3 separate regions of the Mus musculus genome follow, and regions 1 and 3 are each linked to region 2. Evidence: chromatin contacts called from ENCODE Hi-C or POLR2A ChIA-PET data. All regions are on one chromosome and are shown on one strand. Each heading gives the region's core, a stretch centred on a gene start or an enhancer-like site at or near the end of the contact. The rest is flanking DNA. Distances are from core to core; before and after follow the strand shown.

What was found. A loop is a pair of places that touch in the nucleus more often than their neighbours do. ChIA-PET counts read pairs that join two places held with the same protein, here RNA polymerase II (POLR2A).
Region 1: a map of heart shows a loop between it and region 2 (2.1-fold over the local background). The contact joins the promoter of Naxe here to the enhancer-like site in region 2. A Hi-C loop is called at or near these places in 9 of 37 maps with a recorded cell type or tissue (Patski, T-helper 17 cell, adrenal gland and 4 more). POLR2A ChIA-PET finds 5 or more read pairs at or near these places in 3 of 5 experiments (Patski and embryonic stem cell).
Region 3: POLR2A ChIA-PET joins it to region 2 with 12 read pairs in Patski. The contact joins the promoter of Nes here to the enhancer-like site in region 2. POLR2A ChIA-PET finds 5 or more read pairs at or near these places in 3 of 5 experiments (Patski and embryonic stem cell).

Annotation. Positions count from the first base shown.
Region 1 is chr3:88,057,149-88,059,849 of GRCm38, forward strand. It overlaps Naxe (NAD(P)HX epimerase), which reads right to left and starts at 1,347. Exons shown (of 6, transcript NM_144897.3): 1 at 1,179-1,347; 2 at 982-1,090; 3 at 773-883; 4 at 576-689. The coding sequence starts at 1,342.
Region 2 is chr3:88,021,299-88,024,310 of GRCm38, forward strand. Hapln2 (hyaluronan and proteoglycan link protein 2) reads right to left here. Exons shown (of 7, transcript NM_022031.2): 4 at 2,467-2,820; 5 at 2,226-2,342; 6 at 1,923-2,105; 7 at 452-1,527. The coding sequence ends at 1,244. Among named protein-coding and RNA genes, the nearest start is that of Hapln2, 4.7 kb to the right of the region's middle. Within about 2 kb of position 1,698, at least 1 of the 3 ENCODE cell types and tissues checked has a DNase peak (open chromatin) inside an H3K27ac peak, as active enhancers do; it is heart, where a contact is called at or near this core.
Region 3 is chr3:87,969,733-87,972,472 of GRCm38, forward strand. It overlaps Nes (nestin), which reads left to right and starts at 1,361. Exons shown (of 4, transcript NM_016701.3): 1 at 1,361-2,256. The coding sequence starts at 1,471.

The sequences.
Region 1 (2,701 bases), core at 97-2,596, 35 kb after region 2:
AAGGGGAAAGGATGTCAGGAGCTGCTGTCACCTAGGGAGGCCTGTCCCTGCACCCACTGACCACAGAAGCATGTATATAACTGGTTCCTAAGGCACAGTAAAGAGGAGTTGCTCATTCAGGACAGTCTGAATCCAGGCCTGAGTACCTACCTGCCTGTCACTGGTGAGAAGGGGTGACTGCCAGTCTCAGGCTTCCTGACACTGGAAGCCAGAAGAGACTAGTTCTGTTCTGCATATCAGTGTCTTCATCCATAGAATAAGCTGGGGCTTTCTGGTTTTTGTTTTGTTTTAATTTCTGACTTCCCACCCTTTAATCCATGCATCTACAGAAAAGGTTCAGGATGAGGCCCTGAGGGCCAGATTATTGTTAGATGCATGTTGTGGGAGTTGTTTGGCTGCAGAATAGGAGTGCCTGGAAAGTCGTGGAGCACACAGTCTGGAGGGGCTTCTACACCACTTTTTTTCAGAGAACACTTTTAGGGCAGACAGACACTAGGCAGGCCAGCTTGATCTGAAAATGGGAAGGGCAGGACAGGGGCAGTACTTACTGTAGAAACAGGCATCAACCCACCTACCTCTGGGGGCATTTCACCAAGGAAAGGAATGTCCATTTTCTGACACTGAGTCACTAGCCCAGTGAAGAGGGGCTTGTTAGGTCTTTTGGGGTAATAGATAGTTGGCTGGTAACCCTAGTTGAAAAGGAAAGTAGCCATTCAATCTCCGATCCCGAGTCTTCATACCTTGCCACAAAAAACTCCGTTCACATACTTACAAAAAGTTTGAGGTGTCGCGCACAGACCAGCCCATCCCCTCCGTTATTTCCGGGGCCACAGATGACCAAGACAGTCGGGGGACTCTTGGACATAGACGTGGGGGGATAAGCCTGAAGGCAGAAGTGCAGAGGGCAGTCACCGCTGTGTGCGCCACCGCCGGGGACCTCCCCACCTGCACCTCACTGAGGTTTCTCGCTGTGCCGCTTACCTTGGCAATAGCCGTGGCACAGCTCAACCCGGCCAGCTCCATGAGTTGATCCACGCTGAACTGATACTCGTTAAAAAGCTCTTGGTCCACGGCCTGAGCCTCCTCCTGACTGAGGGAAGTCCTGGCCTGAGTCCGCCCCTGGGGTGCTGGGGCCGCGGCCTGCCCTGCCCCGCCCCCGCGGGAGAGGGCGGCCGTACCTTAAGTACTTCACCGCAGCGCCCGCCATGGTCTCCGAGCCCCGGCGCTGTGTTCCCCACCAGATGGGCCTTGCACGACACACACTCTGCTGGCTGATGACCCGTGGCAGGCGCGAGCCCGCAACCAGCAGCCCCAGCCCCAGCAGCGTCCGCAGCCCGGACATTCGACTAGCAGAGCGCCGCTCGCACGGCGCATGCGCAGGGCCCGCCCCGCCCCAGAGCCTCTGCATCTAACCGTCCGTTCCTAGTCCCAGACTATCAGGCGTTCCGCCCACCTTCGTTCCGCCCTGCGTTCTCACCTTTCCCCGGCGTCGCAGAGTTCCAAACAGATGTGCTTCGCTCCCTCTGCAGTCCTGGCTGGCCACCATCTTGAAGCAGTTCTGTTGCCTCCTTGCTGAAAGGTGTGATTGCACGCAGTTTTTTAAAAATTAGTATCTTTGACCTCTCGCTGCCCCTGCTTTTTACAGGGTTTCTCTGTAGCCCTGGCTGTCCTGGAACTCACTTTGTAGACCAGGCTGGCCTCGAACTCAGAAATCCGCCTGCCTCTGCCTCCCAAGTGCTGGGATTAACGGCGTGCACCACCATGCCGACTTGTTTGTTTTTAACATTTAAAAATGCAAGGGTTGGAGGGAAGAGGCATGCACGTGCCTTGCTGCACATATAGAGGTCAGAGGACAATTTCTGTGCATCCGATCTCTCCATCCAAAGAGTAAGATCCGAGGATCAATCACAGGTTGTCAGTGCCCTTGCTCTTCAAGTGGTTTTGTGGACCTCTGCCCTGTCTGTTTTACTTATGTAATGTAGAAAATAGAATTTTTAAGGCTGTGATAGTGGCAGGAACTTTAGATTACTCCGGTAATTGTACTTCAAGTCCAAGGTTCTGTGGTCTTACGCAGGACCTCACCAGCTTTATTTTTCTGATTTCACTAGCATGTGAGTTACTCAAGGCTCCTTACAGATTTGCTGGAAAATATTTAGTTAGTTTATTTTTGGTCAGCTGATTTTGTTTTCAGTTGTTTCAGAGTATGGGTATGTGCGGTCACACAGGTGCCCTCGGGAACCAGAGGTGTCAGGTCCCCAGAACTACAAGCAGTACAAGCAGTCTCATGTGGCCTAGGCTGCCTTGGATCTTATGTCTTACGTTGCAAAAATGGCTTTAAATCCCTGATCCTCTGAGATTCTGGGTCTGAGCCACTGTAGCTGGCTTTATTTAAGTTTAGTGTTTGTTTGTTTGTTTGTTTATGTATAGGTTGTGAGCCATGTGGTTGCTGGGAATTGAACTCAGGACCCCCTGCTTGCTCTTGGCCCTCTTGTTCCGGTGGAAAGCTTTATTTATTATATGTGAGTACACTGTAGCTGTCTTCAGGACACGCCAGAAGGTGTCAGATCTCGTTACGGGTGGTTGTGAGCCACCATGTGGTTGCTGGGATTTGAACTCAGGTCCTCTGGAAGAGCAGCCAGTGCTCTTAACCACACTGAGCCATCTCTCCAGCCCTGAAGATTCATTTCTAAAACACAATGTG
Region 2 (3,012 bases), core at 448-2,947:
TTAACTGATTGTTACTCCTCATAAAAACCAATGATTTAAAAGTAACTTAAATAAGTAGATGAGTGAAATGTCAAGACTGTCTTGTCTGGACTCCATTTTGGTCTGCTTAGATACTCCTCAACCCCTTGCTTTCGCCGAACAGTCTACACTTCAGGGACTTCCATGACTCTGAGCATAGCCCAGATGCATTAACCAAAATAATTATTGTTTAGAAGGTATAAGTAAAAAATAATTGCTATGTTATGCATGAAATAACTACTACGTTCTGCCAAAAACAAATGTTGCAAGTTTCCTCTGACTCTCATCTAACATTGATTTAACTGTGGTTTGTATCTTGGTACCCCTGAGCTTAGGGTACCAAGAGGCTCAGAGCCACTCTTGATCACAGCCAAAAATAAAGGACTCATTTGCTTTTAGTTGTCTTTATCAGCATGGTTGTCTGTATCTTTCTCAAGTGGATTTATTATAGTAGACAAGCTCACAGTGTGCCTGCCTGGTGCCTGTGGGGGTCAGAAGAGGTTGTTGGATTCCCTGGAACTGGAGTTACAGATGATTGTGGGTCCTCGTCCTCTGAAAGAGCATCAAGTTAGCTTAGCTGCTGAGTTCTCAGTCCACACGGAATTTACCGTCTTTCATTGTAGACTTTAGCCAGATGTGATCCCAGAACTTAGGAGGTAGAGGGAGGCTGATGTGTGTGAATTCAAGGCCAGCCTAGTCCACAGTGGAAGTTCCAGGACAGTCAAGGAAAAATTGAGAGGCCTTGTCTCAAAATAAATAAATAAAATTAATAAACTAAATAAAACAGACCTTGGAAGTGATAAGTACATTTAGAAATGAGTTTAGTTTGAATATTTGTTTTGTAGGGCCCAGACAGCTCTGGAAGTTTGGAGTTCCTGGAAATTTTGAATAAGAAACCTTTGAGTGACTGGTTAGACATAAAGGGCAGCCTGTATTCTCCCGTGTAGATGGCCAGGTCTGCTGAGACTTCCTCTCCTCCTTCCTCTCCTCTGTCCTTCGTGCTGTGGGTGCTCTCTAATCACAAACCCAGTATATTGCTGAGCCATAGATGCAATATATGTTTGTTCTTATGGAACAAAGAAGGTGCCATGTTATTTTATTGGTCAGTTAATGCCCGGGACGCCCCTTTGCCCAGCAGCCCGAAGCACCGCGCTGGCCTGGGGAAGGCAGAAGTGAGGGCTGGGCCTTAGTCTGTCCAGAGGGGACCCGCCACTCTGTCGCACTCCTACTTCTCGGCATAGCAGTAGGTCCCGTAGGACGCCTGCTGGGGTCGGGGGAAGCCGAAGCTGCGCACCCCTGGGTCAGGGAGACCCCCACAGCGCGGCCGCGGCGTCGTGATGGGGAAGCGAACGCTGCCGTCCGCCAGCCAGCCTCCGTCGCATTGATCCAGGCCGGAGAACTTCCAGGCGGCGTAGAGGTGCCCGACCTTGGCTACTACGGCTCCGCGCCTCCGGCAAGCCGCGTGGGCTTCTGACAGCGTCAGCCGCCCCGGCACGAAGAACACCTGGCCTGGAAATGCGAGTGGGTGACCGGCCGCCCAAAGCAGCTGGTGTGGGACGGGGACCCGGCCGCGAAGCTCCGAGAAGCCCTCACAGGACCGTGCGGAGGAAAATTGTCTAGGATGCGCTCGCCCTGACATCAGACCACGCCCACACGCTGTCTCTCTGCCTGGCTTCTGACACCGGCCCCGCCCCGGGCCCAGGCCCCGCCCATCTCTTCCTCCTGGTCCCGCCCACGACACAGGGAGCTGACCAGCCCCTGCTCCGCCAACAAGTCCAGCTCCTGCCACCTCCTAGGTCCTTTCTCCCACGCCCGGGAGTCCTTCGTCCAGGCTCTGACCCGACACGGCCCTTCCTGCAGGCGGAGTCCCCAGGCCGGGCGCCGCCTGCCCGCAGTTGGCTCACCTGCCAGGGCCGAGGTGAAGCAGAAGGCGTCATAGCGGTCGCGGCTGCGGTCGCGGGGCCCGTAGCTGCGGATGCCTGGCCGCCCGTGGCCGCCGCACGGAGCCCGCGCGGTGAGCACAGGGTAACGCACGGAGCCCTCGAGCAACCAGCCGGCGTTGCACCAGTCCAGCCCCTCGGTCCACGCTGGCGGAGGAGGGGGTGGGGAGGACGGGAGTCACCAGCACAAGCCAGACTCTAGCTCCCGCAAACTCGCCGGGGTCGATGTGCAGCTAGGGGGCCTCCAGCCGGGGATCCGCCGCTCACCCTGGTAGAGTTGGCCGTAAGTGGCCAGGCGTCCGTCCTGCTCTTCACACGCCCGCTTCGCTTCGAAGTAATTGAACTGGTAGCGGCCTCGGCTGGGTTGGTACGGAAACACCACACCTGGGGAGCGGAGAGCTTGGACAGGGCAGCTGGGTGCGGAGGGGAGCGCGGGCAGGGGAGGCCGGCAGAGGTGAGGTGCCCCAATATAATTAGGGAACCTCAGTGCCGGCGCAGGAAAGCTCACCCTCCAGGCGCAGGGTCAGTGCCACGCTCTCGTCCTCAATGCCATTGATGAGCTCGCAGCGGTACCGACCCTCATCCTCCAGACGCACGTTCTTGATGATCAGGGAGGCGTCCAGCCGATGCCCTCTCCGCAAGCTGGCGCGCCCTCCCAGGAGCCCGTAGTCCCGGGCGTGCAGTCCGTTGGTAATGAGGATTAGCGTTTCCCGCAGCTCACCGGGCTCCACTTTGCTCCAGCGTACTTTGTAGCTGGGAGGCGAGGTGCCCAGGACGCAGGGCAGTGTGGCCGTGGCCCCACGACGAGAGTGAATGACCTCGTGGATGGGGGGCAGGAGGTAGTGGGGACCCGGATGGGGGGCTGAGCAGAGGGGCCACAGTGGCAGGCTTCTGATCTTCCCTGCCCCAAGTGCCCATTCAGACCTAGTCCCCAGAGGCTCTCCTCGGGCTCAGCCTTACCTCTCCCCACTGATTCTCACTCCCTAGGGACTTTCAACAGCTGCCCTTTTTATTCCTCCATCCCTTGGTCCCCTACCCCAGTGTTCTGGTTGGG
Region 3 (2,740 bases), core at 111-2,610, 52 kb before region 2:
CTTATTATTGGTGTGTGTGTGTGTGTGTGTGTGTACAGGTGCACCATGCCACAGTATGCCATGTGGGAACCAGTCTCTCCTCAGCTCACTATGCGGGTCCTGAACATCACAGTAGGGAGCATGGCAACAGGCAGGCGGTTATGGCACTGGAACAGCAGCTGAGAGCTCAGGTCTCAATGTACAAGCACAAGCCTGCCCCCAGTGACACACCTCCTCCAACAAGGCCATTCCTCCCAATCCTTTTTTTTTTTTTTTTTTTTTTTTTGGATTTTTGAGACAGGGTTTCTCTGTGTAGCTCTGGCTGTCCTGGAACTCACTCTGTAGACCAGGCTGGTCTCGAACTCAGAAATCCGCCTGCCTTTGCCTCCCAAGTGCTGGGATTAAAGACATGTGCCACCACTGCCCGGCCCCAATCTTTTTAAACAGGTCCTCCACCTGGGGAGCAAGCATTCAAATATTTGAGCCTGAAATATTGGTCCCTTGTAGAAAATCTACAGCTTCATTTCTTTCTTCGCCAAACTTCATGCTTAGCCACCAGGGGGCTCTCTTGAGAGCCGCGTAACTTCTTCACTAAATGACAAGAGGGATCGAACTTCAAAGGAGAAAAACTTTCCCTTGCTAGTCTCCTTTTCCTGGTGCGGGGTAGGGTAGGGTAGGACGTCCCTCTGCGGGTACGAACTGGGCATTGTGTCTGCTAACATTAACTGGGCAGGGGTACTGGCACAGGCATTTAATCCCAGCACTGGGGAAGCTATGGCAGGAGCGTCCCTGAGACCTGCCTGATCTACATAGCCATACCAACCATCTGAAGAAAAGGGGTGGTGGTGGTGTTTACTACCCAGGCTGGTGTCAATCCTACTTCAGCCTCCGGAGCACTGGCAGACTTCCCTCAGTACCAGTGGGCTCCTCTTTCTTCGGGCAGTGTTTCTTCGCAATGTTGCCTCTCTTGGGGGTGAGTATTTACTGTTATACACAAAACACTGCACCGTCCGTTTTTCCAACAGTTCACGAGGTTTCCAACACCAAGCCATTTTATAAATGAGGAGCTGAGTCCTAGAGGATTTGAGTAAGAGTGTAGAGAAAGGAGGTCCTGGGGCCCAGTTCTGTGCATCTTAGGGTGTTCTGGGCTGTCTGGCTGTATCTCAAGCCTCTTTCGGAAAATCACCCGCACCGGACGGGATCCCCGCCAGGGCGAGGCTACAATTTGATTCTTCTCTGCTGAGCTGGGATGATGCAGGGACCCGGGCTGTGTGTTGCACTGAACTCTAAAGGGTTAAGGCCTAGGGACCGCCCCTTTTCCGCCCGGCCGGCGGGAGTATGAATACCCTCGCTTCAGCTCGCTGCTGGAATCCTCCGCTTCCGCTGGGTCACTGTCGCCGCTACTCCCTTTCTCCCCCTTAAAAGCTCCAAGGGCCACTCCCTTCTCTAGTGCTCCACGTCCGCTTGCCCTCGGGGGGCCAGACCAGCGACATGGAGGGTTGCGTCGGGGAAGAATCTTTTCAGATGTGGGAGCTCAATCGACGCCTGGAGGCCTACCTGACCCGGGTCAAGACGCTGGAGGAGCAGAACCAGCTGCTCAGTGCCGAGCTTGGGGGACTCCGGGCGCAGTCCGGGGACGCCTCCTGGCGAGCCCGAGCCGACGACGAGCTGGCAGCCCTGCGGGTCCTCGTCGATCAGCGCTGGCGGGAGAAGCACGAGGCTGAGGTGCAGCGCGACAACCTTGCCGAAGAGCTGGAGAGCGTGGCGGGCCGGTGCCAGCAGGTGCGGCTCGCCCGGGAGCGGACCATCGAGGAGGCGGCCTGCAGCCGGCGCGCGCTCGAGGCGGAGAAGAATGCGCGGGGCTGGCTGAGCACCCAGGCTGCCGAGCTGGAGCGCGAGTTAGAGGCTCTGCGAGCGTCGCACGAGGAGGAGCGCGCGCACCTGAACGCCCAGGCCGCCTGTACGCCGCGCCGACCCCCCGCGCCGGCCCACGCATCCCCCATCCGGGCCCCTGAAGTCGAGGAGCTGGCCAGGCGCCTAGGCGAAGTGTGGCGCGGGGCGGTGCGTGACTACCAGGAGCGCGTGGCTCACATGGAGAGCTCGCTGGGCCAGGCCCGCGAGCGTCTGGGCCAAGCCGTGCGGGGCGCTCGGGAGAGTCGCTTAGAGGTGCAGCAGCTGCAGGCTGATCGCGACAGCCTCCAGGAGCGCAGAGAGGCGCTGGAACAGAGATTGGAAGGCCGCTGGCAGGACCGGCTGCAGGCCACTGAAAAGTTCCAGGTGAGGAGGGTCACCAACACGCCCACCCTGTCCCTGGTAAAACCAAGCCCTAGGAGGTACTTAGGATGGCAAGAGACCTTCAGGAAAGGGGTGGGGGCAAGGACAACTGTATTCAGGAGTCCTTGCTCAGAGCAAGCACAAGTCCTAGACTTCCCTGTCCAGACAGGCAGGATGGATGGAATTCTGAGACCTCCTAGCACAGCCCCCTTGAAAGGCCCGCAGGCCAATACCCACTGTAGCTGCTCCTCACTCTTTGAATGGCAACCCCTCTCTAGGGTGACTCCCTGTGCCCTTCACTATGCAGTTGTCAATCAGAAGGTGCCCAACACATGCTCTCTCCCCACCAGAAGGTTCCTAGCAACCATAGTGAAGGAAGGCAGTGTGAGCCACCGCAGACCACCAGCCCCTCTCTGTGTCAAGGCTTCTCAGCTCCCTGAAGCGCATTCCAAAGGCCTGGGGCACCCTCCCCCTCATATTGCACAGA